Regions from separate parts of the Mus musculus genome. Here region 1 is linked to region 2. The links are chromatin loops, found by intact Hi-C in ENCODE. Cell type or tissue: heart. All regions are shown on one strand. Links, peaks and the distances in the headings refer to the core of each region. The heading gives the core; the rest is flanking DNA.

Region 1 (15,391 bases), core at 3,100-11,099, 88 kb before region 2:
TTAAATTTATTTATTTATTTATTTTTCTGAAGAATGGGGTGAAACTTAAGAAAACTCAGACTACAACTCCCATCAAGCTCCCGTGCATGCTTCTGAACTCTAAAGAGAACTGGCTGTTGCACAGCTTCAAGGAAAAATGCTGCTTCCTATTTCCTTTCCAAGCATCTGATAAAGAACTACAACTCCCAGTGCACCTCAGGGCTCCAAACACCTAAGGGTTGAAGCTTTATGGGAAATGTAGTCTTTAAGCCAATCTCCCTCTCCCTAGCATCAATTGGGAGTGCTCACCTGGAGGAGGTAGATAACCATTGAAGAGGACATTTCCGCAGGAAGATCGATCCAACTCTTCCCTCACCTGCAGGCGACGAACTGCAAGGGAAGGACTCAAAACTTCATCTTGAGGGAAACTAAAGCAGACCCTTGTCCCCTTCCTCATCTGTCTTTCCACGTAACTATCCCCTCCCCCGCAACCCCGACCCCTTCAGAGCCAGACCCAAATCCGGTGCTCTTAGCTCTAACCCAACAGTCTTTTTGACTGGGAGAGTCAAAGAGGAGAGGCATTCTGCTCAGGAAATAACTGAGGGTGCTGACTGGGGGCGGGGTTGGGGTGGGGGTGGGGCACGGCACGGGACTCTCACTTACCCAGTGGAGTGAGTCCGTAGAATTGGGCTTCATGGAGGAGGCTGGAACCATGGACACCCCTGGGTAATAGGGGAGATTTGGGTGTAAAAATCTAGGGCATAGGCATGAACAGCACATTGCAAGGAGAAAGGTATTGAAACTGCCCAGAGACTACCGAAGCCTGGCTAGTTTCAACCGGCGTAAAATTCTAGGGAGGTTGAGGGTGGGGTACACCTGCCAATCCAAGACATGGGAGATAAAGACTGGCCTGATCTGGATGGAGTTCTAGACAGCCAGGGCTACAGAGCAAGGCCTTATCTCAAGCCAACAAACAAATACATACTTTCTTTAAAATCTAGATAACAAGGATGAAGAATGGTGCAAATGTGTGGGCATATTTTAATGGAAGGAATATAACATGATCAATAATTCTAATAGAATGGAACACATTTACTTTTCGAGGAGAGATTTTATACAGTGGCAGAATTCACCCATTTACCCATACCAACCTGGGATCTAACTCTTTGGTCCGCAGGAAATTAAGGATGGGGGCAAAGACGGTGGGGTCCCGGTCGATGAAGATCTGCATGGTGGGGTGGGGATGGAGGTGGGGGTCATGGAAAAGACCTGGAATAAGTAGGAGCTCCTGTCCCCCATCCCACCCGGAGTCCCGTTTTTTGATCTAGCCCTACTCACAGCTCCGGTCTCATCTTTCAGGGTTGAGATGCGTCCGCTCAAAAGACTACAGGAAGGGGAAACCGAGGAGGAGACATGGGCCGAGTTGCAGAGGTGAGTATTGTAGAAATGGGTCTCCCCACACCCTCTTCTTTCATTCCCTCCTACCCTCGCCCCAGACTCTCCTAATCACCTGGAAAAGAAGGAGTCTGGGATCCAGGTAAGCGTCTGGCGAGAGGTACTGAACCTGGGCGATGGGGTAAGGAGAGGAAAGAGAAGAAGAGGTGAGGACGCTGCCTCCTCCACTGAGATTCATGCATTCTCCTTTGGCATTTCTTTCTTTCTTTCTTTCTTTTTTATTCAAGCGCCAAGCCTCCAGCTTGAGGCGGAGCAATTCTTGATGGACAGGGACTACCACCCCCACCCCCAGAAGAGGCGGGCATCCCGCCTCGGTCCCGTAGGATGGGGCCTCGAGGATCTCCCACACTCACCGCTTGCCCCCTACGTTCAGATGAATCACTTCCCCGGGTGCTCCCCGACTCGGGACCCCCTCCACTGCAGTCGTCGCGACGGCCATAGCCCCACCCCCCCGCAAGCCGGCCGGCTCGCACCCACTTCCGGGTGTGCATAGACCCCGCCTCTTCCTCTTGCTCATTGGCCTAGAGACTCCAGGATCCACCGGCGATTGGACAGAGAGCTCGCTCAACGCAATTACGGTCTCTGACTCTTTAAAGAGGGCCGGTCTTTCCTGGTTTCGACGGGGCGCACTTGGGGATCCTTTGGAGTGATTTAGTAACTCCCCCCCCCCTTTTCTAGGTTCCCTTATTTTGGTATAATACATAACGAATGTAGGCGATTCGTTGAGGAGTACGTGCGCAGATCTTGAAATGAGCCTATACCAAGGCTTAGGTATTTGTAGAGTCTAGGAGACTGCCTTCTCGACCTCGTCCCCACACCGGCCCACCCTCCAATCCTGTCTCGGATACACGAACAAACCAGCGAAGACTGTCAAAGCCAAAGGGTTTATTATAGGTACATACAGTGTGCGCCTGCCACACCGCCCCGCACCCCCTGCCTTGGCAGCGTCTCCAAGCAGCCACGGGGGTTGCCTGTAACCCTGATTCCCTCCGTCCCAGGGAGGTGCTCCAGCCAGAAGCATGCAGGGGGAGGGCTTTCCCACCCCCTCCCCCTCGGGAAGTGGCATTTACAGCTAGAATCGGGGAGGAGAGAGGAAGACAGTTTTGAACTTTGACTCCCCTCCTATTAAAAGCCTTCGCGGATGCGGGGCGGGGGGAAGGAGGGGGGGTCTACGTTTTTGCAAAAATAAACTAAGTCAGGAATTAACCGCATGGCTCTGAGATGGCGGAGTACAGGGGCTAAGGGCCCCTGTCCTCCCTCTTCCCAGACAGATCAAGGCAGCATTGGAAGTGAGGTAAAGGCAGGGAGGGAGTGTGTCCCCTCCCCACCCCCTAGCACCCTGGATGGTCCAGGGGACCTCACCAGCGCCCCCGTTGTCCATCCTTAGGGCGGAGAGGAGGCCAACAAATCACCACCTCCTAGATCCCTCGCCACTCCAGCTTCTTGGGGCAGGATCTGACGATTGGGCAGGGAGCTTGGCTCAACTGGCTCCCTGCCCGGCCCCACCAAGCTCAGTTATTGCATAAAAAGAATGGAGCCCCAGCACCTGGGGTGGGGTTGGCGAGCGGGAAGGGACCGAGATATGGCTATAGGGACAGCAATCCCCTACCACCACCTCTTGGAGTGCAGAAGTCCCTTCTATTTCAGGCCCACAGTGGCACATCCGCAGTCATTCCGGCCCTTGCGGATGAGAAGTTGTCTTTGTGTCCACAGTGCAGAGAGGAGGGGCAAGGAGACTTGTCAGACTCCAAGGTGGGGGAAAGGGTACCTGGAATCACTTCCGGCGCCCGCTGGCCCTACGCTCCCCGCCCTCACGCTTGGGGTTGCCCTCATCTGTGGATGATGTGGTAGGTAGTGTCTGACCCCATCGGGCGATCTCGGCGTGTTCTGCCACGGAGTTAGCCACAGCCTCCAGCCAGCCGTTCATCTCCTCCTGACGGAAGACGCAGGACAAGTCCATATTTGGAAGAGGAACTCAACCACACCGCCCTCCCTAGCTTCACTTTCCTGTTAGCAGGATAATGCTGACAGTAAGGATAAAAGAACAGTTACATGCCCCAGACTCCTCTCTAAGCACTTCTGTGGATGCACCCCCTTAAACAGAACCAATAGGATTATCTATAAAGCAGAGACCACCTCCACAAGCAGAGAGAAACAATGCAAATGAAGTACTGGGGGGGGGGGGGAGCTTGCAGAGACCTGACACCAGGCCTCTTGCTCATTGGTCCAACTTACTTCCTCTTTACAAAAGCCTTGAGATAAGTCATTTTGGAACCGCAAGAGGACCGGGTAAACAAAGGTATGCTGGAGCCTAATGAACAGTGAGTGCTTCCTCCCTCAGGAGGAAGGAGAGTGCTGACTCAGGAAGGCTGTCCTCTGCACCCAAGGCACAGCACATGGGTGACAATACGCATATCCATCAACACACACACACACACACACACAAATAAAATGTACTGGGGCAGGGTGGTGGAGCACCCCTTTAATCCCAGCACTTAGGAGAAAGAGGCAGGAGGCTCTCTCTGAGTCTGAGGCCAGCCTGCCTGGTCTACATAGAGTTTTCCAGGATAGCCAAGACTTCAAAGAGAGATCCTGTCTCAAAAAAATAAAAATAAAAACATAATTTGGGAACTGGAAAGTTGGATACATGATTAAGAGCACTGGCCACTGGCTGCCCTTCCGAGGGACCAGGCACCCATGTGGAGGCTCACAAGTACTTGTGAGTCTGGTTCAGGGGTACATCCTCTGGCTTTGGTGGAGCAACCAGGCAGCTGTGCAGTACACATGTAAGCATGAAGGTAAACAGACACATACAATAAAAATAAATCTTTTTAAAAAATTTTTTCAAAGGAGCTGGGTATGGTGGTGCATGCTTTTAATCCCAGCACATGGGAGGCAGAGGTAGGTGGATTTCTGAGTTTGACACTAGTCTGGTCTACAGAAAGCTCCAAGACAGCCAGGACTACACAGAGAAGCCCTGCCTCAAAAATAACAACAAAAAGCAAAAACAAAACAATGAACCCAACAACTCTTTTCTTTGTGTGGTGTATGAGACTGTACATGCTGGGGTTTGTACCGTGCACACGTGTGGAGGCCAGAGGAGGATCCAAGTGTCTTGTATCTATCCCCTAGCCTGATTCCCTCCAGACAGGGTCTCTCAGTGAACCAGCAAGAACCTCCTGTATTTCTTTACCCCCCCTCCATAATTAAGGAATTATGTAAGTCCATGGGCAGCCATGCCTGTCTGTCTGTCTTTCTTTCTTTCTTTTTAATATGGATGCTGGAATCCAAATTATAGTAGACTTTTTTTTTTCAAGACAGGGTTTCTCTGTGTAGCCCTGGCTGTCCTGGAACTCACTCTGTAGACCAGGCTGGCCTCGAACTCAGAAATCCGCCTGCCTCTGCCTCCCAAGTGCTGGGATTAAAGGTGTGCGCCACCACGCCCGGTTCATATCAGGCTTTAACAACAACCGTCTTCAACACTGAACCATTTTTCCAGCTCCAGTAAGGGAATATTTGTTATACATTACATTCAATCCCTTTAGCTCAAAACTCTGACTTGCCCCCTACCCACCCCCAGCACACTCAGGATAAAATCTTCCCCTAATATTGAGAAGTCCAGCTGCAGGGGACCTTTTTGGAACCATTTACCTCACTTCGGCTGTCCTCCTGCAATTGGCTCTCTTAAACCATTGCAATTCTGTCCTCTGGGACACTCAGCCCTGATCACTCATTTTGTTCTGTTTTGTGTTAATTTTGCTTGTTTGAATATATGCCATGTGTGGATATATGCTCTTAGGAGGCAGAAGAGGGCGCTAGAGCCCCAGAAGCTGGAGTTAAAAGGGAGTTGTGGTATCATGGGTGCTGGGAACCAAACTTGGGTCCTCTGGAAGAGCAGTAAGCACTCTTACCTACTGAGCCATCTCTCTAGAACCTTCATCACTCTTTTTTAAGCTTACACCCATCATCTTTCTGGCCTTCTGAGTTACCATGGCAAAGAAGACAGACCTAGTTATCATGGCTAGCAAGCACCTGCCCTGAATCCCTCCCCATGACCCCCGACTCCTTAAGCTCCTCGGGGCTCTCACTGCTTTCCTGTTACAACCCTGACAGGTCCAACCTGTGTGGTTCCTTCTATAGTCCCGTTATTTTGATTCAGGAACCACCCTGGGAGCTAAGCCACTAAGCTAAGGTCAACCTGTGGGATGAGAGGATCAGATCTTACCTCATCTTTAGCCTGGAGCAAGAACTCACTGCCATCCTGGGTCCTGCAGGAGACACAGGACTTCAGGTATCTTGAGGAACCCAACCCCTCTCCCCATCACCCATCGTCTTTCATGGGAACCAAGCGTATACAAGGAGGAAAGGAAGCGACGATGGGACCCCTCCCTTCTTCCCGAGGGAGGGAGGGACTCACTGGAGCTTGAAGACATGCTTCTTTTTCTTGTAGTCACTAGCCACCTCGCTGGTGGCTTTGTGCAGGCTGAGCAGTGGTTCCCCACCATGCGTGCCCCCTGATGCTGGGCCTTTGGAGTCCTTGTAGAAGCCCAGCTCCCCCTTGCTGAGCACACAGTACAGGCTCACCCATGACCTGGGGTGATGAGATGGTGATGAAGGCAGGGCTACATCATTACCATCACAAAGCGTATGCTGGGTCATGCTACTTTGCACCTTCCTTCCGCTGGCCCTTTGTCCTAGCTACTTAGCCACATGCCAGGCTGTTTTTCTATTAAGCAGTTCCTATTCTGGCAAGTGTGGTCAAGGCTCCCAGAACCAGGAGTTTGCCCAGGCTAGACCTTCCTTATGCTTCCTCCTTATCTCATCCCACATTGACTTTCCAAAAGCAAGATGCAAGCTTTGAGACTAGGAATAGAGCTTAGCAGGAGGTAGAGCCCTTGTCCAGAATCCACTAGTGAGGAGTTGGAGGTCTGTCTCAGCAGTAATAAAGCATAAAACCATGGACTAGATTTCCAGTCCTGATTCCGTTATAAGCCCTTGCCTCAGTTATTGGTCTCATTTCCACCCCACACAACCTTCAAGCACCGCCCACCCCCACCCCCACCCCCCATTCATTCACTAGTTCTCATTTTCCCACCATTCACCAAGTTCCTTCAAGGAAGCTTTACTACTCTACAGTTTGGAATAAGAAGATCTGGTTTCCCAGCCAAAGCCCCAATCTTGGAAGAAGTCTCAGATAGGAAAATAACATACAATAGATATCCCTGTTCATTGCCATCTTGGTCTGGTGGCAAGGAAAAAAAACCACTATGATCCCCACCTGCCAAGTCCGAACCTGCCCTGTTCATGTCCTGGCTATACCTGCCCCCACATTCCAAATCTCAGTTGGATAAAAATGTACTGGACAAGATGGACTCCAAAAGTAAACACACACATGCAAACACGTGGTGGTTAGGCCTGTAGAAGGCTCAGCATTTGCAGCCAAGCCTGACAACCTGCGTTTGATCCCTAGTCGACCTACATACATAGCGTAGGAGAGAACTAATTCACACCAGTTGTCCTGTGACCTTCACACACAGCTTTCACCCCAACACAAATAAATATAATTTAGATAATTTAAGAAAAAGCTTCTCGTTTGAACAACTGAGATAACCTGCAACAATGTACTAGGTCCTCAGTTTGGGCTCTGTTCCTTTTCAGACTCCTCCTCCCCCACTGAAAATGTAGTGGCTGAGGGTTGCCAGGTGGGGGGAATCCCTCCAGATCACGGATTGAATGCCATCTTGAGGCTCCAATTCACACCCCATTGGAATTATCTAGAGTAGACTCTACCTCCAGGTTGCTGCTTTATCACGTGAGGTGGTTGCTGAGATTGAATCCCAATTTATTAACGTTAGGGACACTTTTGTCATGCTCCTATCTCAGTTCCAGACACCTCAGTATTGGACACTCAAAGCTTTGGCCACGCCTCTCCACTTCACGGATTGGAAGCTTTGAACTTGAGTCCCGCCCCTCCTCCAGCCCAGCTACTCATTCATTAAATACCCAGAGCAGGCGCCCAAGCCATCCAAAGCCCCGCCCACGCGCTCACCGGTTGGACGACTTGCGGTTAGCGTCGAGCTCGCGCTTGCGCAGCAGGAAGCCCTCGTGCTGCACTGTGTGAGTGGGCGGAGGTGGCGGCGCGGGGGCGGAGCCTCCCTGGGCAGGGGCGGAGCGCGAGCGCCGGCTTCCCCCGCCCTCACCACCCTCTCGAGGCCGTGGCCGCCGGCGCGGCTTGGGCCGGTCCCGTGCCCGCGGCCGATCGGGCCGAGGTGTCCGCTCGGGCGGCTCAAGCCCGTTGGGCAGGCGACCAGGGGGAAGCTCGCGAGGCTGAGGCAGCGACGGCTGTGTGAATGAAGGGAGGGGGGAGAGGGGTACTGTGCATGATGACTAGGGGGAGCATCCTGTCTCAGGGAGCCCGAGGGCCTGGGGTCCTATGCGTCTTTAGGGCCACCTATCTTGGAGAAGACCCTCAGGGCTGAGAGGACCCTATAGGTTTTGATAATGGGTCATTCGAATTTAGGCTTTGGAATTCTGAATATTGGGAGGTTAGGAGCAGGGTCTGAGGAGGTAGAAGGTGCATAGAATTTCTGTATGAAGAATCTTCGTGTGTGACTAATAAGAAAATGGGCACCCCACAAGCCCGGAGAAATGTGGACTCTAAAATAGATGGGGGGGGGGGGTTAGAGTCCACTATGTGTGCGTGCGTGGAGAGAGAGAGATAAGCCTCCGGGTCTGAGGCTTCATCTTCTAAGGGAGAGTATGGGGTCTCTGTTGACTGCAAGGTCCAGGAAGAAGGATGGGCCTGGGTAATGGTTGCCTCTGAAATCCTGGCCACTAAGAGGGCTTCTACACCCACCCATCCCAGTTGTTCAACTTACCACCCCAGCAGGGATCCCTGGGCCTGCCTCTTTCTCCTGAAGTTGCTCCACAATATCAGCCAGAGTGGCCTTCCTGGAGAAGAAGAGACAAAAGAAGTGAGATTCTGGGCCTTTTGCTACTGCTCTGCCTTGGCTGGACAGAAAAGGCTCCAAACCTGGCCCCTGCCTGCAACTCAGCAGCCTCTCACCTGTGTGCCTTGCACACTCAGCAGTCTTACACACATGGGGGTTCCTGACACAGCTACGCAATGTACAACCAAATCCCTATCTTCTTCTTCTTCTTCTTCTTCTTCTTCTTCTTCTTCTTCTTCTTTTTTTTTTTTTTTTTTTTTTTTTTTTTTTGAGACAGGGTTTCTCTGTGTAGCCCTGGCTGTCCTGGAACTCACTCTGTAGACCAGGCTGGCCTCGAACTTAGAAATCCGCCTGCCTCTGCCTCCCGAGTGCTGGGATTAAAGGAGTGCACCACCACGCCTGGCCAAATCCCTATCTTCTTTAAGGTTTTTTTTTTTAATTGTTTGATCTTTTAAAATATTTTTCTTTTTAATTTTTTTAGGGTTAGCTATGTGAATGAATGTTTTGCCTGCATGTGTATACTACATGTATGCCCAGTGCCCTCAGAGGCCAGAGAAAGACTTTGGATTCTCCTGAAGCTGGACTTCTAAGAGGTTGTGAGTCCCCCAGGGTGGGTGCTGGGAACCAAACATAGGTCCTCTGGAGAGCAGGAAGTGCTCTTAACCACCGAGCCATCTCTTCATATATATATATATATATATATATTTAGCTTTTCAAGACAAGGTTTCTCTGTGTAGCCCTGACCATCCTGGAACTCACTCTGTTGACCAGGTTGGCCTCAAACTCGGAATTCTGGGATTAAAAGCGTGAGCCACCACCATCATTACCTGTGTGTGTGTGTGTGTGTGTGTGTGTGTGTGTGTGTGTGTGTGAGATGTATGTACATGTATGTGTATACACACACACACACACACACACACACACACACACACACGAGAGTCAGGGTCTCATGCAGCCCAGTTTGACCTCTGGCCTCCCCGAGGATAACCTTACTGGCATGCCTTGTTCGTTTTAGAGACAGAATCAATCTCTCTCTTTATTTATTTATTTGTTTATTTATTTATTATATGTATATCAATCTCTCTCTTTATTTGTTTATTTATTTATTATATGTAAGTAAGTACACTGTAGCTGTCTTCAGGCACCCCAGAAGAGGGCATCTGATCTCATTATGGATGGCTGTGAGCCACCATGTGGTTGCTGGGATTTGAACTCAGGACCTTTGGAAGAGCAGTCAGTGCTCTTAACCACTGAGCTATCTCAAAGGTAGCCCTGGTGCTCAGTATGTATTGCAGGTGGCCTGGGACTCAGTCCTTCTTCACTCCTAAGTGCTGGGGCCACAACTGCATCACCAGACCCCGCTGCCCTCTGAGTTTTAAGCAGAGCAAAGGGCAAGCTGGTGGCTCCAGGCTTTTAAACATCCTGTTGTTTTTCTTCATACACGCCCCTGAGCTCCCAAGTCCCCTGGGCTTCCCCTCCCAGCCCTAAATGTTTTAGGTCTTCCGCTGTCAGGTGATAAGGCTGTTTCCCTCGCTGACCCTGGCCCTCTGGCCTCTGCCTCCGCTTTCCCCTTCTCGAACATCCTGGTCACAGAGGTCCTTACCCTTTGACCAGCTCTCCCCTGGTGGGAGTCTCCTGTTCGCTAGACTCCTGTCGTTCTATCCGCCGCTCCCTCCGCTCCCGCCGTCTCTCCATCTGCTCGTAGCGACCTAGAGTAAGGCTGTGCGGCCCCTCGTGGTCCGCGGACTCCTGGCGCTCAGGCCGCCGCCTCCGCGCTGTCTCCTCTGGTTGATCCACGGACTCCTGGCGTTCTGATCTTCGTCTCCGTGGCAGCTCCTCCGCACGATCCGCTAACTCCTGGCGCTCCGACCGGGGCCGGACCAACTCCGTCGCCGCCGGAGTCCCAGGGGTGTCCGTCGTGTCCAACGCTGCGGCTGTCGGGGCCGCGGGTTCTACCTTCCCCGAGGTCTCTGGCAGCCGGTCAATGCGCGGCTGGAGACGCTCGGGCTTGAGCTCCTGGCGCACATACCCAACCCGGGTCCGCACCTCCGCTGACAGCGTGTCCGAGGCCCTGCGGGCCAAAGGCTCCAGGCCCCTGTCATAGCCCCCTGGACGCAGCAAAGGCGCTGCCTTGGCCGCCAGCTCTGTGGGGTCCCCAAAGAACTTGCGCCCCAGTAAGGGGGTGGGTGGCTGCTTACTCTGTTCTGCCTTGAGTTTCTCGATCTGGGAGTAGAAAGGTCAGGTCAGGTTGGGGTGAGAGAACGGTTCGCGAAGGTGCTGGGCGTTCCCCTTCTCTGCTCAACTTAGTTCACTCGGAGACAGGACTTTCAGCCACTGCTTATTCTTAGCAAAGACCTTAATACCTATTCTTTCCACAAACACCCATTGTTCTTGTAGAGGTGTGGGGATTTCACTCTCTGACTTTGCCTCTGTCTGTCTCTGTCTCTCCCCTCTCCTCCTCTCCCTTCCCCCAATTCCTGGTCCTCCCTTTTGTTTGTTTGGTCTTTGTTTTGTGGAGTGTGTGTGATGGGTAACTACACGGGAGACAGGGTTTCACACAGCCCAGACTGGCTCCAAACTCGATATTACTGGGAGTGACTTTGAACTAACTTCTGATCCTCCTGCCTCCACCTCCCAAAGGATGGGAATTCTGGTGTGTGCCACCACATCTGACAACTAACTTCTCTGGGTGCTTTTCTGATTCCCACCGGCATGGCATCTTCCTAACTATCCCCCTCAATGGGACTTGTCACCCACATTATTCTTCAAGCTTCCCATTGGATTCCTCAAGACCAGACCTTTGTTTTTGCAAAACGGGTTTCTAGAAATCCAGAACCCCTGCCCCACCCTACCCTGCCCCCCCACCCCCCACCCCCCATCTCATCTCCCCAGCCGCAACCATTTCCTTTATCAAAAATCTTGGCTCCCTCTGTGTTGTTAACTATCAATTACAGGTCCGTTCCTCTGCCTTCACCTGGAGCCTAGTAAGGATCTATGTCTAATTCTGCCCAAAGCTCTGGGCACTCAGAGCTGCTGTCAGTGAGAGATTTCTATATAGTAGGACGGTGGGTGGGAAGCGGGGATCTGGGGTCTGACCGTGGTCAAGCGCCGCAGAGAGCTGAACCTCTCCTCCCAGGCCGCAGCTGCTTTTCGGAAGGCCTCGTGTCGCCGGATAAGCTGCTCCACCTCATCCACACTGCTGCCCAGCTCCCGGCTCTGCAGGAGCGGTTCCTGAGCTGTCAGCCAGGCGTCAGCCACCACGGCCTCCTGAGCAAACTGGTGTACCTCCAGCACTGGGGGCAGGCACGTGAGATGAGGCACTAGGAGAGCCTGAGGTCTTTCCCCAGGGTGAGGGCTATGGTTTCTCTAGCCTCCCATGCCCCTGGGCTACTCCCAGTCCAGCCTTAGGAGTAATGGAGACTAGGCTATTTAAATATACATTGAACTTATTGTGTGTGTATGAGGACAGTTATGTGGGATCCAGGTCTCCCCTTTCACTAAGGAGGTCCCGGGAATCAAACTCAGATCATCAAACTTGGCAGCAAGCGACTTTTCTCACTGAGCAATCTCTCTACTGTAGGAACAGGGGCTATGCTGTTTCTTTGAAACAGGGTGTCATGGGACAACAGGAATGGGCCACCACATTCAGTTTTACGAGGCTGTAGATATGGGACCCCGGGCTTCGTGCATGCAAGCAAGCACTCGATCACCTAGGCCACACCCCCAGTCTCTGTAGGCCACACCCCCAGTCTCTGGGGATGTTTCTAAAGATACCAACACCCCTCTCCCCTTCAGTGATCCACCCTCATGTTTGGCTTTGGAGACCCAAAGTTGGTGAGCAAAGCATGCTCACGTCACCTGTGACCCCTCTGCCCTTGGCTAGACATTCTGAAATATGCCTCCTGTGTCCCCGATGTGCCTTGTCTAGGCCCTTACTCACTCTGCTGCAGCCACTCCCAGTGACGGTCCCACTTCTCCGACACCTCCTCCTTCCGGCTTCCCAGCTTGTCCAGCTGGGCCTGGATCTGGGAATGCCATGCGTGGGTGGGTGAGCTAGGTACCAGGTATGCAAAAGGAAGGAGCAGAGATGGACCTGCCCTCACCCCCCACCCCCGCCTTGTGTCTCCCCCACCTCATCAGCCATGGCGCTTTTGTTGAGTAATAGAGACCGCCCCAGCTCCTGGCAGGTTGCCAGCTCAGGCACGCGCGCCTCCAACTCTGTCTTCAGGCCCTGGTGGTAGTTCATAAGCACCTCCACCGATGACACATCCCTGCAGTGGGCAGGGGACAGGGATCTAAGCTGCATGCAGATACCCTCGGCCTGACCCTCAGATGCAACTCCTGCCGAACACAAATCCTCGACACTGCCGTTCTACAGAATTTCAGGACAGCAACCTTGTCTGGTCAAGTTCTGAGGAGCCAGGGTCTTCATTAAGTCAGTGACCCGAAGGTGCCAAGTTTTTGCTTTAGCACATCTAAAATAGTGAGTCTTCCTTCTCTCTTCTCCTCCTCCAACAGGCTCTCCTGTAGCACTTGCAGTCCTGGAATGCACTATGTAGCTAAAGATGACTCTGAGCCCATCGTATTCCTGTTTTCACCCCCCCCCCCAAGGGTGGAGATAACAGCTGTACACCTCTGCATCTAGTTTTTAAAAACTTGAAAAAAGATTTTTTTAACTTTTTTGATGTGGGGTTCATGTAGCTGAACTGTCCTCAAACTCAGTATGAAATGAAGGGTGACCTTGATCCCTCGCCCTCTACCTTCTCAGTGCTGGGATTGTAAGCATGTGCCACGGGACCTGGCTTTTATTCCACACTGGGGATGCAACCTAGGGTCTCTTGCATTCCAAGCAAACACTCTGCCAGCTGAGCTACAGCCTCAAATCTTTGGTTTACCGTAGGCAGGGCCTTGCTAAGTTACCCCACACGTGCCCTGAACTCTTTCTCCTGCCTCAGCTTCCTGAGTGTCTGAGTTGACAGGTCTGTGCCACCGGGTCTGGCTTCTGCCAGAACTATCGTGCGAGAAACTAAGTAAGCATCCAGAACAGCACATGGCAGGGGGGCTGTCAGCCCCTTCGCGGTTCCTGTCGCGAAGGCCCCTTGTTGGGGATCTGGAAGTAGGTTAAGGAGCACCTGGGTTTGTCAGCTGCCCCGATCTGGCCCGCGATGCCGTCCATCCAGGAGAGCAGGTCGCGGGCCTGGCTGTGGAAGCGCAGGGCGTCGGCCGTGGAGCTGACGTGCAGACGAGCATCTTCACAGGCTGCTAGCAGCTCCTTCCAGCCCTGCAACACCTCCTGCTCGCGGCTGGCGATGGCCTCGGCGTGCTCGCCAGCGTACACCGTCCGCAGCTGGGCCGCCCCTTCCTGCAGCTGCCGTACCTGAGAGACAAGCCAGGTCCTGCGCTGGTCCAGCGCGGGCACAGGCTCCACCCTCCTATTCATCTTACTTGACTCAACCTCCATCCTTTCCTCCTCCATCACCTGTGGACCCTCCCTCTTTCCCCACTTCAGAGGTCCAGGCTCATTCTTTTCTCCTTCTCCAGCTCCTGTAACTCAGGCTCCTCCCTTTGGCCCCGCCCCTGCGGCCCAGGTACTTCCTCCTGCCCCTCTGCGACCCAGATCCCTCTATTTGGACTCTTCCTGAGCCCCGTGGCCAAGGCCCCACCTCCTTTCTGTCCTAAAGCTCGCTGACTTCTCAAAGACTCGTGACCACACTCAGGCCTTGCCGCCTGGTCCTCTACTGACTTTTATCTTTACTACCAGGTTTCTTTCAGCTTTTGTTCTGATATCTCTGCCGTGGCTATCGCTTACTTTTGCCTACCGATCCACCTTTCTCTTCTCTCGAGCCATCTGATATTCTCAGGAGCCCTCTTTCCACCCTGATGTCCATTTGGCATAATTTCCATTTTTTTCCCCTGTTCCATTTACATCAGATCTACTAGCTTTCTACTAGTAACTCAGTTTCCAAATATGTATTCAATTTTTTGTTTTGAGGTGTACTCAAGGCTAGCCTAAAATCCAGGATCTTCAGCTGGGCATGGTGGTGCATGCCTTTAGTCCCAGCACTCGGGAGGCAGAGGCAGCCGGCTACAAAGTGAGTTCCAGGACTATTTTTGATACAAGGTCACACTCTGTAGCTCAGGCTAGCCTTGAACTCTTGACAAGCCTCCTGTCTCAGCCTTCCAAGTGCTAAGGTTTCAGGCATAAGCTACCTTGCCCAGCTTAGATCATGTCATTTCTGATAGAGACAGGAGTCTCACTGCAAGTTCAAGGCCAGCCTGGTCTTCATAACACATCTCAAAATAGCTAAAACTTCACAGTGAGACTGTATTTTTTTTTAAAAAAAAATTTTTTTAAGGGTTGGAGAGATGGCTCAACGGTTAAGAGCACTGACTCATCTTCCAGTAGTCCTGATCAATAGTGGCTCACAACCATCTGTAATGGGATCTGATGTCCTCTTCTGGTGTGTCTGAAGACAGCTACAGTGTACTTATACATAAAATAAATAAATCCTTTTTAAACTTTTAAAATAATAAATTTTCACATCCCCACCCCATCTCAACTGGCTTTCTTGGCACCTCGAAACCAGTCTGCTTTCTCTCTTCCCAGTTCCCTCCTGTCCCCAGACTGCTTTCTCCTCCTGTCCACTGCCTGCCTGCCGACTACACAGCTGTTGTCTGCCCTCCCAGCCACATAGTCAGGCCCTCCCACTCACCACCTCACCTGGGACACGAGGAGCTGCAGGTCGTGCTCAAAGGCTCGCAGGGTCCGCTGCATGGAGCTGGCACTGGGTCTGGGTTCAGGTGGTGCCGTCAGGCGGGGCAGCCTCCTCCGCTTCTCCTCAATCTGCCCTTGAAGCTCCCGGGCATCGCTGAAGAACTTATGCAGCTCCCGAGAGGCAGCGAGCAGCTGGGCCCGAGTGCCCATGAGTTCCAGCAGCTCAGCCCAGGCCTCGTTCAGCCCGTCCTTCCACTCAGCCATGGTGGCCGCTGCTGTGTGACCACACTCA
Region 2 (15,391 bases), core at 4,799-12,798:
ACTGCATACACACTGCACACAAACCGACCTGCAGGCAAAACATGCACATGCAAAACTTGTTTTGATTTGCGGGATTTTGGTTGTGGTTTGTTTTGTTTTGTTTTGTTTTGTTTTGTTTTGTTTTGTTTTGTTTGAGACAGGGTTTCCCTGTGTAGCCCCAGCAGTCCTTGAACTCTCTCTATAGACCAGGCTGGCCTCCAACTCAGAGATCTGCTTGCCTCTGTCTCTGAGTGCTGCAATAAAAGGTGTGTAGTACTACCACCTAGCACACAAAAACTTTTTGATATTTAAAATTAAAATACACACAGTGTTGTAGAGGATTCTCCCGAGAGAAAAACAGCCATCATTCTTGGGAGTTGAGTTGTGTCAGACTTGAAAAGGTCGGCACATCTCTGACTGCTGAAATTCCTCACAGGAGGGGCAGGAGCGTCCTGAGACACCCCCCCCTTACCTGATCATCCAGCTGTTCCATACCACAAAACGAATGCAACTCTGCCCTAATTGTGCATTGCTGCTACAAGGGCTAGAGTCCAGGGAAGACTGAGGCAGGGACGTCATCTATAGGAAAGTTGTCATCCCTGTGGGGTAAAGCCCTTCCAGTAGGGCCTTGGGAAGGGAGAACCCACACTGCTCTAGGTCCCCCTCATCTATGCTCTCTACATAAGCACGTTCACTGGTACCCAAAGGTGAACTTTGGGGGCAACATACCTTGCCTTGTCATTGAGACCCTAGGGAGGAGGGACAGACATTGTTTACACTCTCCTCGTGGAAGAACATTTAACAACACACACACACACACACACCCCAAAGTCTTGAGCCAGCAAGATGGTTTAGTGTATAAGGATGCCTGCCACCAACTCAGGTAACCTGACTTAATCTCTGGAATCCACATGATGGAATGTTGTCCTCCTATGTGCAGACAGACAGACAGACACGCTAATTAACTAATCAATATAATGAAAACAAGGAGTCTGGAGAGCTGGCTCAGCGGTTGAACACACATAGCTCCTCTGCCAGAGGACCTAGGTTCAGTTCCCAACACCCACACCGGGGAGCTCACAAACGTGTGTAACTCCACTCCGAAGAATCCAACGCCTCTGGCCTCTGAGGGCACTGTACTTACGTGCACAGACCCACAGGCCCCAAACACATGCCTGCACATAATTACAGATAATCAATTATTTTTTAGATGGAAACAACATTTTTTTTTTCAAAAGTCTTAAAATCCAACCATTTGATACTTCAAGGCAAGCTCCATAGCGTGAACAGTCAAGGCAGGAGGAATGTTACACATTTCTGGGCTGTACTGTAAGAGCTTGCGTCAAGAAGAGAAAGTGAGGGTTGGAAGGTGGTGTCTCAGGTCTTTGCAAGCATTTAGTCAGGAGCAGAGGCAGGCAGTTCTCTGAGTCAGGTGGCAATCTTGGTCTGGGACAGCAAGCTCCCGAAGAGTCAGAGCTACATAGAAAGATTTCTGTCTTTAAAAAATTAAAAATCGGGGGCTGGCGAGATGGCTCAGTGGTTAAGAGCGCCGACTGCTCTTCCGGAGGTCCCAAGTTCAAATCCCAGCAACCACATGGTGGCTCACAACCATCCGTAACGAAATCTGATGCCCTCTTCTGGAGTATCTGAAGACAGCTACAGTGTACTTACATATAATAAATAAATAAATCTTTAAAAAAAATAAAAATAAAAAATCAAGGCCAGGCAGTGGTGGCACAGGCCTTTAATCCCAGCACTTGGGAGGCAGAGGCAGGCGGATTTCTGAGTTTGAGGCCAGCCTGGTTTACAGAGTGAGTTCCAGGACAGCCAGGACTACACAGAGAAACCGTGTTTCGAAAAAAACAAAAAGAAAAGAAAAAAAGAAAGGTGTGCCTCGCCCAGCAGTCCCAAGTCCCATCTCAGTATTTTAATTCAAATCAGTTAGAACTAAGTAGAATTTAAAGCATGGTGCACTGGCCACACTTGGGAGTGTTCACTGGCCACATAGATGAGCGGCGGCCCCCATTAGACACCACAGATACAGAAACAGTCTCATCTCAGTGGGAAGTTCACTGGTAGAGCTAGTCAAGGAACTCCAGTGCTGGGAGCAACTCCTCCTGACTCCCAGCCATGGAGAGGTGCGCTCTCGCCGCCCCATGTCCGTCCACCCTCCCAGGCCTCTTTTCCAGATACCTGCTAAAGCCTTGATCCGAGAGCACTCAAAGAGTGAAGCCGCAGCATTGGCGGCTGCGGGAGGTTCCCGATCCCAGCCCCGATCTGGGCTCTCCCAGCGAGCTGAAGGGTTGTTGTTGTTGGAGACTGCTGGGCCCTCCATGTTGTCCACCTCCCCTGGTACTTGTGCCATTGGGGGAGGCAGGGCCTGGAAGAGAGAGGAAAATTAGTGCAGGGAAACGGGCTGAGTTCAGAGGACCCACTTCTGACAGTGAGTGCCCATATATTCTGTTCCCTGTCTCAATCTGACTAAAAAAGCCAATTGTGGGCTGGTGAGATGGCTCAGTGGGTAAGAGCACCTGACTGCTCTTCCGAAGGTCCAGAGTTCAATTCCCAGCAACCACATGGTGGCTCACAACCATCTCTAACAAGATCTGACTCCCTCTTCTGGAGTGTCTGAAGACAGCTACAGTGTACTTACATATAATAAATAAATAAATAAATCTTTAAAAAAAAAAAAAAAAAGCCAATTGTGATGGGGCAAAGCCTGTGCTCCCATAGTTGAGAGGCTGAGGCACGAAGATCACGAATTTCAGGCTAACCTAGGCTACTTTTAGCTAAATTTTGTCTCCAAAAAAAAAAAAAAAATCAAATAATAGGACTAAGGACACAGCTCAGCGGGTAATGTGCTTTTCTCGGAAGCATAAGGACCTGAATGCAATCCCCAGAGCCCACATAAAAGCAAGCAGTAGAGTGGTGCATGCTTGTAATTCCAGCACTAGGGAAGTGGAAACAGGCAGACCCCTGGGCTCACCAGCCAGGCAGCCTAATCTGTGAGCTTCCAGCCAAGAAAAGAGCACAAACAATGTGAGCATCACCTGAAAGATAACATCCAAGGTTGATCTCTAGCCTTTGAAGGCAGCTATGCACGTGTGCACCTATACACACACTATGTATAATGATAATAACAACAACAATAATAGGCATGGTGGCACACACCTTTAACCCCAGACACTTAGAAAGAAGAGGTAGGCAAATCTTTGTGAGTTGGAGGCCAGCATGACATACATAGCAAGTTTCATACTAACTAGGACCATATAGTGAGAGCTGGTCTCAGTTATCATCATCATCATCATCGTCGTCATTGTCATCATCTGGGACTGTCACTAAAATGCTTACAGCACAAACACGGGGCCCTGAGTTCAGATCCCTGGCGCCCATGTAAAAAGTGGGGCACAGTGGTGTACATCTGTAAAGCTAGCTAGTAATGCCCAGGACGGAGACACGTGGGTCCTAGGAACTCACTGGTCAGACAGTGAGGCGGGTTCTATGAGAGACCCTATCTTTAAAAATAAATAAGCTGGAAAGTGACAGAGGAAGACACCCAACTGTAGATGTCTGACTTGTGCATGTGCATTTGCATACACACGCACGCGCACACACACGCACGCTCACGCACACACAAGCTGGGCCTGGTGGGTGGTGTCTTTAATCCCAGCTCAGCACTTGGGAGGTAGAGGCAGGAGGATGAGGGTGAGTACAAACCTCAGCTACACAACAAGATCAAGACCCACCTAGACTATAGGAGACCCTGCTTCTCTTTTTCTTTCTCACCCCCTGCCAGGGTTTCTCTGTGTAGCCCTGGCTGTCCTGGAACTCACTATGTAGAGCAGGCTGGCCTTGAACTCACAGAAATCTGCCTGCCTCTGCCTCCCTAGTTTTCTTTCAAAAAAAGAAAAATGTATGTGTGTGTGTGTGTGTGTGTGTGTGTGTGTGTGTGTGTGTGTGTGTGTTGAGAGAGAGAGAGATGGTTTAGTGAAGAACACTTATTGCTTTTGCAGAGGACTCAAGTTCAGTCCCCACCACCTGTGTGGTAGTTAAAAACTGTAATTGCAGTGAGCCCCTGCACACACAAGGGTCACATAAACTCAAGCAAGCAAACACACATAACATAAATAAATAAATCATAGGCCATTAATTACTCTTACTAAATGATGAATAAATCTTTTTTTAAAAAAATTAAGCCGCTAAAATAACAACCTTCAGCCTGGCCACTTCAGAGAGCAGCTGCAGTGATCCGTGTTAGAGCCAGCTACAGCCCACCAGTCACGGTATTCTTTGGTGAACACTAACACAGAGAGCTTCACAGAGCTCCACAACGCAGCAGTAATGACAAGAGTGAACATACCTGAGCCCTTGCCTTGCTCTGGATTTTATACGCATTCAAGTGTTTAACTCCTTAGTGATCAGTTATCATTGGCCCATTTTATAGATGTGAACACTGAGGCATGGAGGAGTCCACCCACTTGCATGAGTTATAGAGCTAATTCTCTATATTCACCCCTGCAGTCACCACCCTTTGCTGTGTAACCCTTTTGTTCTCCAACGTCCGAGGGACGAAAGGTCTATGGGTGCCTAGGGATGTGTCTTTCTCTTTGACCCTGGCTTCTAACATGTGACTTGCTTGGACCAGCAGGAGTTGAGTGGGAGGAAATAGCTGGCCAGTCCTGAGCCTTAATTAAAGAGATCGCTTGGGCTAAGTGTGATGCTAGACTAGACTAGGTCCAGGACCACAAACTCTCCAGCCAAAGCCAGCTACAGCAGCTAATGATACCGCCCCCCCCATCACTATGACAACTCTAAAACTTGAGTATGCCAGTTGAGGCCTGAAAAACTGAACAATCAGGTCTAGCCTAAGTTATTAAACTCTTGACTTTACAGCTAAGTAAATGCTTAGTGTTTTATGACAGTGAGTTGGGAAGGGTGCTTTGTTACACAGCAGCATTCCCGTACCAATAGCTGCCTGATGTACTACTGTCTTCCTCCTGAACCCTGAACATCATAAATACCTATTTTAGAGGGTAGGTGACATCAAGTATGTCTCCAACACAACCCCCACATACACACCCCAGTCCTACTTCTAAGACTGTAAAAATAGAATAATACACTTCTTTTCAAAAGACCCAGATGGCCGGGCATGGTGGCGCACGCCTTTAATCCCAGCACTTGGGAGGCAGAGGCAGGTGGATTTCTGAGTTCGAGGCCAGCCTGGTCTACAGAGTGAGTTCCAGGACAGCCAGAGCTACACAGAGAAACCTTGTCTCGAAAAACAAAACAAAACAAGACATACAAAAAAAGACTCAGAAGGCCTCAAACTCAGGAGAGTTTAAGACGCTAAGTAGGTGGTAGATTGTGGCCAACAGTAGATTATTCCTTTAAGTGGGCACCCTAAAACCACTGCTCTTCTCTTCTTTCATAGAAAGCTGTAAGTGACCACATGGCTACCTGTGTGACCCCAGCCAAGTCACTTGCCCTATCTGGTCTTCATCTGTGAAAATCCTACAGAGGTCTGGAGATGAAATGAGTTGCTCACTCAGCAACCATGGGATCTGGTACACGCCAAGCCTCAATCCATAGCTCTCCTTATTCTTTTCTTCTCATAGTGTCTGAATTCCATCCAGAGCCTCACACAGCCATGTGCTCCACCACTGACACACACAGCCAGCCAGCTCTGAGTTTTCCCTCTTTGGTCTCATATCTTAGCAAGTCCGGGGGTCTGGTCAAGAGTCAAAAAAGAGATGGGTTCAATGCTTTATTCTGGCGGTGTGGAACTCGGTTTCTCTGTGCTTTGATTTCCTTTCCTATTAATGGGTGGTCACAACTGTTTCCCCAATGGAGGATACTTGGGCCAGAGGAGGCGCTTAGCACTTGGCGAGCTCTCTGTGGGCCCAGCTTGCAGCTCTGGCCTTTCCGGGGTGCAAAGGGAAAGGGGTCCTGCGGGATCCAGCAAGAGCCGGTGGGGAGCTGAGCTGAGAGTGGGATCCGAGGCTTTAACCCTTCCAAAGCCGCGCCTCTCTGCCCCTGTGGTCCAGTCACCGTGCGGAGGAGGGGGGCCTGGGAAGGACAAGGCCTTGGGGTGACCCACGCCTGGTTCAGTGGCTGAGCTAGGTGAGGGTGAGGGGTTCATTGGATCGCAAGCCTCTATCCGGCTAAACAGATCCGAGGGCTCAGGTCGCCAGCTTGTGGGGGAGGATGCTGGGCCAGGTGGGGAGATGCTGGGGAGGGGCCGCCGTCCGCACCGCCGCTCACCTGGGCGCCGGCCGCCGATGCGGTCCCGGATGCTCGCCGCGCAGCACCGCCCTCCCTGCGGGCGTTCGTCGCCGGGCCGGGCCCGGCTCTGTTCGGCCCCACCGGCCCGCCGCTCGGCCAGATCCGCATGCGCCGCCGCCGCCGCGCCTCCCCCCACGCGCCGCAGCCGCTCCGCACGCCCCCGGGACCCCTCCCGCACGCCGCCCCGCCGCCCGCGCTGTCACACACCGGGCCACGCGTGTGATGCACAGCCGCGCTCGCGAGCGCTCGAGGCAGCGTCACACACTCCCACACTGCCACTCACACACCGGGCCCCTGGCAACGTCATACACACTCTCTCCACATGCACACTCTCATGGTGTCACTCCTTCGTAAGGGGTCAGTCAGGGTCAAACCTTCTAACTGTCTGTCACACGCAGTCACTTGCAATGTTTTCCTCTCTGGAATGTGTCCTGCAGGGTCATTCACTGTGACACACTCTGATATAGCCACCACTGACAGTGACACTCAGATATCACCAGTAGTTACCAATACAGTAAATAGTGCCCTGCAGGATCGTACATACATTGTTACTCAAATACTGCCACCACCACAATAAGGGTCACATGAAATCACTTGAACAGTATCACAGGATGGAATAGTGCTCTGCAGGACCACGCACTGTGACACACTCACATACAGCCACCACCACCAATAGCACATACAGTCAGGCATGTCACACACCTCCAAGGTGTCACAGAGTATCTACGCTCACACAACACAAAGTTCACAATCGCATAGTCTTACACGCTTAAAATGTCACACCAGTTGCCTAGGCACAAAAGATGACACACCCTGTGTTGCTACACACCCATACATCAGAGCCTCAACAAGACACAAAAGGAATCTCAGTTGATGTCACACACAGTCACACATAAATGGGATCATATCACGCACCCATGTGGTGTCCCAAACCTTCCCAATCCGAAAGTATCACACTCCATTACAGCTTACCATATCACACAGGCTGAGTACCCCTCACAGTATCACCCCCATGGACGCCAAATAACATTAATGATCTCTATACACAACTCACATTGCAACACAAGGAATGAAACCGGGTGTCGCCCACAACCATGCTGTCCCTTGTGGTCACTGAGGGTCACACAGGCACAAAATCACCCCACACACCCCTCTTGCTTGTTGGGAGGACGCTTTGGTAGAGGGAAGTACCATCTCAGAGCCTGTCTGTAAGGGGGCGTGAGCAAAGAGAGCACGGTGGGCGTAACGCCCCGGCCGGCCCCGCCCCGCTCAGCCCCGCCCACTAAGGGTGGCTGTCTCTAGTAGGCAGAGCGCTAAGTGACAAACTGCTCTAGCACCGCCCACTCCCTTCCCTAGAAGGGGCGTGGCTTCTACGTCTAAGCGCCTATCGGAGAAGGGGCTCTGGAAATGCAATTTGACTCCTCCGCCTACTCATGCTCTTTCCAGCGGGAGGCGTGGTCGCCTCGGTCCCGCCCTTTGAACCCAAATTAGGAGGGTGAGGCGGAGGCTGGAACCTTGTCTGGTCCCGCCCCCTCCTTCTGGGTCGAGGAGGACCCGCAGCGCGCCTCCTCGCAGCCACTGTGTTCCCGCGCGTCCTCGGAGTTCTCAGCTTTTCCGGCCCTGGACCCCGCAGCATGACTGTCAAGAAGATCGCGATCTTCGGTGCCACCGGCAGGACCGGGCTCACCACACTGGCGCAGGCGGTGCAAGCAGGCAGGAGCCGGGGCGGGTGGGGGAAGTCATGAACACCGGGCGGAGTTTTGGGAAAAGTCGTCCTGGGGGCCGGGCGGAGACCACACGGGGCGGTGTGTGCCCCAGCCTGTGGGCCAGCAAGTGGTCACGGGGGCACAAATGGAGGACTCTGACATTCAGCGTTATGTGGGTTCAAGGCGTAAAGGAATTAACTGTGGGAACCTGGAGGACTCCTCTGACAGTTCTATGCAAACCAGGGGTTCTTATGAAATGTCGTAACTGTGGTGGTGGTCCTAGTTAGCACACCCAGAAAGGGTTTTCTGAGCCAGGACTAGCTTGGCATCCAGCCAGCCGGGCCATCTCCTTACACGTGTTAAAATTCTGGTGACCCTCATTTGGAATGGGAACTAGTGTGTTACCCCACTTGACACATAAGAAAACTGAGGCGGAGAGGACTTGCTGGTACATGGCTGTGTCGGGATTTGAACTCCGGTCCGTGGTCTTAAGCACTAAAAAACTGTCTGCAGGCTCATAGTTTGGTCACTGGAACAGAAAATCGAAAAGGTTAGGCAGCAACTTACTTCAAAGAGAATGGAGGTGATCACCCTATAAGAGAGGGGCAGTCCAAGAACTGAAGTCCTGGGAAGGACATTGAGCTTTGGGGCCTCCCGAGGGGAGGGCGCAGGATCCCCCATCATCCCCTGGCTCCTCAGTCTAGAAGTTAACTCTGGACCAGACGTGAAAGTTCCAGATAAAGAGCCACACCCTTGCTAGCCTTGGCGATTCTTAAGATATTGACTATCAGAGTGCCCCAAAAGGGTGGAGGCCACAAAGAGCCCAGTCCCTGCTGGTTCCCAGCACAGCTCCTGCTTTGGGTGAGGCTTTTTCTAGAAGTTCCATCCCCCCGCCCCCCATGGGCTATCCTTTCCCCCAGGGACTTAATGAGGGCCTTAATTCGTGGCAAAGGAGAGCGCCCTGGGCCTCCCAGAGAAAACAAACTACAGGCTGGCTGTGGTGGTGTAGACCTGTAATTTCCCCCACCCCTGGAGAGGCAGAGGTAGGAGACTCAGGAGATCAAACCTATCCTTGGCTGCGCAGCAAGTTCAAGGCCATCGTGGGCAACCTTAGACCCTATGTCAAAACAACAAAACAAAAGCAAGCTGCTGATAAATCATTTCTAGGGAGGAACAGGGAAAGGAAGAGAGAAGTTGACAAATGCTGTGTCACCATGAATTTGTGGAGTATCCTGTTAAATACCTTAATCCCCAATACCACTGTTTACTGATGGCTCTCCCTGCTGGTCACAGTCGGAACTACACGAAGGATTTCCGGGAGGCCTGGCCTTTTTCTCCCTGTGGCTCAGAAAAACCTGTCAGAAACAGGAAGAGGAAAAAAAAAAGAAAAGAAAAAGGAAAAAAAAAAAAAAAAAGGCAGGAAGGGATTAGGGGATATAGCTCTCAGAGATGAAACGCCTGCCTGGGATCCACCTGTGAGAAGAGGCTTGAGGGGGGCGTGGCTCAGTAGGCCCCACGGCCTAGCGGCCTAGCGTGCCCAAGAAACTGCACAGTCAAGGAAAACAAGTAGCTAGGAAGGGCTTGGGTTTTAGTCCCTCAATGTCATTTTGTAGGACCAAGGGTCTAACAAACAGACTCTGGGTTCATCCTGTGTATTTAAACAGCCAGGTCTACCACATACCACAGTGATGTGACCAAATACTGTGTCATCTACAGTCAAAGACCTAAATATCTGTAAAATAAATAAAGAAAAGAGAAAAGAAGACCAATATTGAAGCAATGGTTGCGGGCTAGACAGATAGGTCAGTGGGTAAAGGTACCTGACAACCTGAGTTAAATCCCCAGAAAGAGAGAACCAACTCAGAAGAACTTGACCTCTGACTTCCATACATGCACACACACAAATAAGAGTAACAGATAAACAGAGGTTGCTAGCTGGGTGGTGGTGGTGGTGCAAGTGTTTAATCCCAGCACTTGGGAGGCAGAGGCAGGTGAATCTATGTGAGATCGAGGACAGCCTGGTCTACAGAGTAAGTTCTAGGACAGCCAGGGCTACACAGAGAAACCCTGTCTCAAAAACAAAACAACAACAAAAACAGGGGTTGCCTTGAGACTCTGATGAAATGACTTACAATGCAGAAAGTGCTTAGAACCAAGGCTCATGCCCAGTGGGTGCTTATACTCCTCAGCCAACTGAACTCAGATATAAAGATTATAGCCCAGTCTTAAATGTAGCTCTGGTTTTCTCTACCCACTGTGTGCCCAAGGCTAGTTACCAGAACCTGCCTCAGTTTCCCTTTCTTGGTATGATAAGAATGGCCACTTTGTAAAATTGTTACAATCTAGGACTTTTCAAACTAGGGCTCAGTGTGAGTGCTGGACTGCTTTAAATTGGTCACAAACGATCAAAATGTATCAAGTTGCTGCTGCGGGAGTCGCTAGAATCTGAGCCTAGGCCCTGGCAGCCAGGTCTGACCACGTGTCCTCAGCAGGTCAATTAGTGAGAAAAACTAATAGTGAAAGTAGAAAAAGGAGATGAATTTAATGTAAGCATGTCGGGAAGCTCCTCTGCTACCCAGACCCAGCCTTCAAGGTCTTGATGAAAGCTACAAGTTTAAATAGAAGGCAAGAGGTACCCACGCATGCGCAATCCCTCTCGTTAATGGTGTGGTCATCACAGCCATCATCTTGTTGAACCCTGTGTCCTCCAAGGTGCTCTGACAAGTTGTCAGAGCCATGAAATCTCTTCCTCTTCTGGTTGGCACAGGGCCCCGGCCTCCTTCTCCTGCCATCATGAGGCATTTGGGAAAGTTGCACTTTTGGAGTGGGGGGTCCACTGTTTCAAGCAGTCTGATTATCATCTGCATTCCTGCCAGGATAAGGTTACAGAATGCCAGATGTTGGATTGACATATGAATTTATGTGTACTGGTCAGGCAGTGAAATTTTGTATTGAGTGTTAAGATTTTATTTTATTTTATTTTATTTTATTAATTCTTGAAAGAGCTGGAGAAATGATGAGAAAATCCTATACTCCCAAGACTCAGAGAGTGGAAGGTTCACACTCTCTTTTTAAGGTTCACAGCCAGTTCTGGAAAACATAGTTCAAGGCCAGCCTGTTTTGTGTAATACTTTGCCTCCAAAAATAAAAAAGGAAGGAAGGAAAAGAAAAACCTTAAAAGTGAATGAATTTTGCAACTTATTCTCAAATAGGAAGAGAAACAGAAAGACAGACAGATTTGTACATGTGTGAATTTTCTATGCAAATATATAAGTTCTGCATATCATATACTATGTATATAAGTAAAAAGAGGAAGCAGGTCTAGAGAATCTTGCAACTTCTCTATAGCTGAGATTACTTAAAAATAAAAGCTTAACAGAAAGCCTGACCAGATGTTTGACACCTGCAGTTAGGAGGTAGACAGCAGGAACAGCACAGGGTTTAAGGCCAGCCTGAGCTACATTGTGAATTCGGTGATCGTGTGGGCTACAGTGTGACACTCTGACAAATAAATAAATACAAGAAACATGAACAAAATGTTAGTAACAAATGATATTGTTAAAGAAAAAAGTCACCACATATTTTAGGGCCAGCAAGGTGGTTTAGTGGGTAAAGGCGCTTGCTGCCAAGCCTCATGGCCTGAGTTCAATCCCCAGGACCCACATGGGTAGAAAGAGACAACTGACTCCTGCGCACACGGTAAAATAAATGTAAACTAGTTAATAAGTAATGAAGATAAATGAAAAGGATAAAAGCCCGTATTTTAATTATCTCACAGAAGTTGTCTTTCAGGAAGGATAAGATCTAAATGTGTGCTGTTTGGTAGCTACTAGCTGCGTGTGCATCTTGCTTCATTTTATTTTATTTTATTTTATTTTATTTTCTATCCTTTTTTATGTATGTACTGTCTGTGAATCACTCTTGTGCCTGGTGGCCATGGAAGCCAGAAGAGGAGGTCAGGTCCCCTGAAAAATGGAGCTGTAGAGAGTTGTCAGCCACCCTGTGGGTCCTGGGAATGGAAACCAGATCTTCTGATAGAGCCACAAGGGCTCTCAACCACAGAGCCTCTGTCTCTTCAGCCCCTCGTGGGGCCCTTTTCATCTCAACGTGAACTGTGTGCTTTGCTTGGTTTTTTTTTTTGTTTGTTTGTTTTGTCTCGTTTGAGACAATGTCTCCCTGTGTAGTCCTGCCAGGCCTGGAACTAACCTTTGAACTGGCTTTGAACTCATAGACGTCCACTTGCCTCTGCCTCCTGAGCGCTGGGATTAAGGCTGAACATGAGAAGCGGCTGTCTAGCCAGGCAACAAATGAGCTTCATGAGGCTCCTTATTCAGTAGCCACGGGGCCATCCTGAAACTCAGGTACATGGGGGCCGGGAGCTTGAGCTTGCGTTTGTGAGGTGTGAGGGAAACCGGAAGCAAATGTGAGCCCCTGGACTCCCAGGGCTATCGGTTATTCCTAGGTCAGCAGAGAGTCATGACGGAGCAAAGAAAGGTGATCTAGAGATCCAGGGAAAGAGGGTGAAGGGGCCGGATGCAGCCAGCACACACCATGAGCAAAGGCCAAGAAGCAGGAAACAGTGAGGTAAACTGAGGAGTCAGCCGCAGTACAGTTAGGTGAAGGGGATGGTGTCTCTGAGAGGGGAAGCCAGAGCCAGAAGTGCCCAGAAAGGCTGTCCTGAGCAATGTGAGTTTTACTGCAAGGTATGGAAGGACCAGGACGGACCTGGGAGGGAAAGGGCAATGAGTTCCAGTTCCAGACTAAGCCACAATGTGAGATTCTGCCTTAAAATAACAACAGAAATAATAATAATAAATTAACTGGGGTCTAAAGAGATGGCTCAGTGGTTAAGAGCCCTTGTTGCTCTCGCAGAAGACCTAAGTTCAATTCTTAACACCTACCTCAGACAACTTTGTAACTCCAGCACCTTTGGCCTCCATGGACAACTGCCCTTAAATGCACAGACACACACCTGCCCTCAAATGTATAGACACAAACACATAATTAACAAGAAACAAAAGTTTAAGTAAATAAAATCTTGTTTTATTTTTTTTTTTTATTTTGTTTTTTTCAAGACAGGGTTTCTCTGTGTAGCCATGGGTGTCCTGGAACTCACTCTGTAGACCAGGCTGGTCTCAAACTCAGAAATCCACCTGCCTCTGCCTCCTGAGTGCTGGAATTAAAGGCGTGTGCTACCACTGCCCAGAAAACCTTTTTAAATGAGTTAAGGGCTAGAGAAATGGCTCAGCATTTAAGAGCACTCGCTGCTCTTCCAGAGGCCCTGAGTTCAATTCCCAGCAAACCACATGGTGACTCACAACTGTCTGGTATGTCAGTGATAGCATGCTCATATACATAAAATCAATAAATAAAACTTTTTTTAAATAATGAGTTAAAACTGGACACGGAGATTAAAATCTGTAACCCCAGCTCTCTGGATATGGGAGCTGGTGACCCAGACACATCAACCTCACTTCTACAGTGAGTTCAAGGCCAGGTTGGGTTATATAAAAATTAAATATAAATATAAAAGGCATAATCACAATAGCAAACCTTCATTGCTTGTTTCAGGACTGGGGCTTTGGATTCATTGGTTTTAGTAGAGTTTGGTTTTTATGCATTTGTTTTTGTCTTTGTTGTTTGGTTGGTTTGGTTTTGGTTTTTCTATGTGGGACTCAATCCAGTGCCCTGCATGTGCAAGCATTTCCTGGCTGAGATTCTATACGGTTTTTATTTTTATATTTTTAGTTTCATGGACTTTTCTTAATTTTTTTTTTTAGTTTATGTCTTTCTAATATTTTTCTGTAGTATTTTTTAGCTATACTCATGAGTCTATGTATTGGTTATGCAGGTGATTGACGGGTGTCAGAGGACTCAGACCCCTGCTGCTGGAGTTAGCTACAGGAACACCCGACTTGGGTACTGAACTCTGGTCCACTTATGTAAGAGCAGCCAGTGCTCTTAGCCACTGAGCCAGCTCTCTGTGGATAGTTTGTTTGCTTTCTCCTGAGCTTCTAAAACTTAAAAAAAGAAAAATAAATAAGGATAATCATGGTGGCACAGAGGCAGAGACAGGCAGATCTCTGTGAGTTCAAGACCAGCCTGGTCTACATAAAGAGTTCCAGAACAGCCAGTGCTAGATAAAGAGACTCTGTCAGTCCCGTCCCCACCTACTACCAAAGAAAAAATAAATAATTTTTAAAAATTTAAAAATTTATATCTTAACATTTATGGAGATTTTGCCCACCTGTATACATACCTGGTGCCCACAGAGATCAGAAAAGGGCATCACATCTCCTGGGGTTGGAGTTACAGACAGCTGTGAGGATCTGGATCCTCTACAAGATCAGCAAGTGCTCTTAACCATCTCTCCAGACCCCAGTTTGTTTGTTTTTAAGACAAGGTCTCACTCCCTAGCCCAGATTGGCTTTGAACTCCTGATCCTTCTGCGTCAGCTTCCTGACCACTGAGATTACAGACCATCGCCAGTCACCACACCCGGCGTGACTTGGTTTCTTTCACATAGCTATATATGCATATTTTTTTTCTCCCTCAAATTGTTGGAACTTGAGTCAATATCTCGTTTGTTTTTGTTGTCAAATGGCACCGCATTGTGTGTCTGTGTGGATTTATCCATTAAGCAGCTGGCACATATTATGAAAACTGATAGTACCATTATATATGTAAGAATTTGGGGGTGAAAACATGTTTTCGCTTCCCTTCAGTCTGTTATCTAACGGTAGAACTGCTGGGTCACGTGATCAGGCTATGTGTAAACTTTTGAAAAACTGCCAGAGGGGAACTGGAGCCATGGTTCAGTGGTTAAAAGCACTGACTGCTCTTCCAGAGGTCCAGGGTTCAATTCCCAGCATCCACATGGCGACTCACAACTGTCTGTTCAAAACACCAGTGCAGATAAAATAAAAATAAATCATTTAAAAAGGAGAAGAGGGTTAGAGAGATGTCTCAGCAGTTAAGAGCACTGACTGTTCTTCCAGAGGTTCAATTCCCAGCAACCACACGGTGGCTCACAGCCATCTGTATATGGGGATCCGATGCCCTCTTCTGGTGTGTCTGAAGAGAGTGACAGTGTACTCATATAAATTAAATAAATAAATGAATCTTTAAAAAACTAAAACCAAAGAAAGAGAAAAACTGCCAGATGTAGTCACATCATTTCAGGTTACCCTCAGCACGGCACGGGAGGGGTTCCTCCCCACTGGCATGCCAACCCTGACTGCAGGCTTTTTCATTACATCATCTTGATAGGTGTGAAGTGGTATCTTTTTTTTTTTTTAATTTATTTAACTTTATTTAAATGAGTACACTGTCGCTGTCTTCAGACACACCAGAAGAGGGTAGTATATTGACTTTGGTTCTTTGAATCCAGGTCTCATGTGACTCAGGCTGGCCTTGAGCTCCTG

The links. A loop is a pair of places that touch in the nucleus more often than their neighbours do. Peaks named below come from ENCODE experiments on the same cell type or tissue, not always from the same donor. Only the 100,000 strongest peaks of a DNase experiment are listed, where the experiment ranks them.
Region 1: a loop joins it to region 2, with 2.2 times the contacts of the local background. A loop is called at or near these places in 6 of 42 quality-filtered maps.

What each region holds. Positions count from the first base shown.
Region 1 is chr7:27,354,084-27,369,474 of GRCm38, forward strand. Sptbn4 (spectrin beta, non-erythrocytic 4) reads right to left here. Exons shown (of 36, transcript NM_032610.2): 26 at 15,106-15,391; 27 at 13,517-13,761; 28 at 12,517-12,655; 29 at 12,325-12,409; 30 at 11,481-11,677; 31 at 9,988-10,607; 32 at 8,313-8,385; 33 at 7,484-7,776; 34 at 5,852-6,025; 35 at 5,660-5,702; 36 at 2,300-3,367. The coding sequence ends at 3,209. Shkbp1 (Sh3kbp1 binding protein 1) reads right to left here and starts at 1,925. Exons shown (of 18, transcript NM_138676.2): 1 at 1,788-1,925; 2 at 1,490-1,543; 3 at 1,318-1,363; 4 at 1,131-1,204; 5 at 643-701; 6 at 289-369. The coding sequence starts at 1,873. In heart, for the core only: no CTCF peak of the experiment used is centred there; a DNase peak (open chromatin) is centred at 7,468; H3K4me3 peaks cover 2,744 bases; H3K27ac peaks cover 2,225 bases; H3K27me3 peaks cover 2,827 bases.
Region 2 is chr7:27,440,223-27,455,613 of GRCm38, forward strand. It overlaps Sptbn4 (spectrin beta, non-erythrocytic 4), which reads right to left and starts at 6,367. Exons shown (of 36, transcript NM_032610.2): 1 at 6,241-6,367; 2 at 2,173-2,359. The coding sequence starts at 2,344. Blvrb (biliverdin reductase B (flavin reductase (NADPH))) reads left to right here and starts at 7,756. Exons shown (of 5, transcript NM_144923.3): 1 at 7,756-7,974. The coding sequence starts at 7,896. In heart, for the core only: CTCF peaks have their summits at 7,395 and 9,247 (motif pointing left); DNase peaks (open chromatin) are centred at 6,519, 6,929, 7,659, 9,259 and 2 weaker places; H3K4me3 peaks cover 4,322 bases; H3K27ac peaks cover 2,435 bases; H3K27me3 peaks cover 1,842 bases.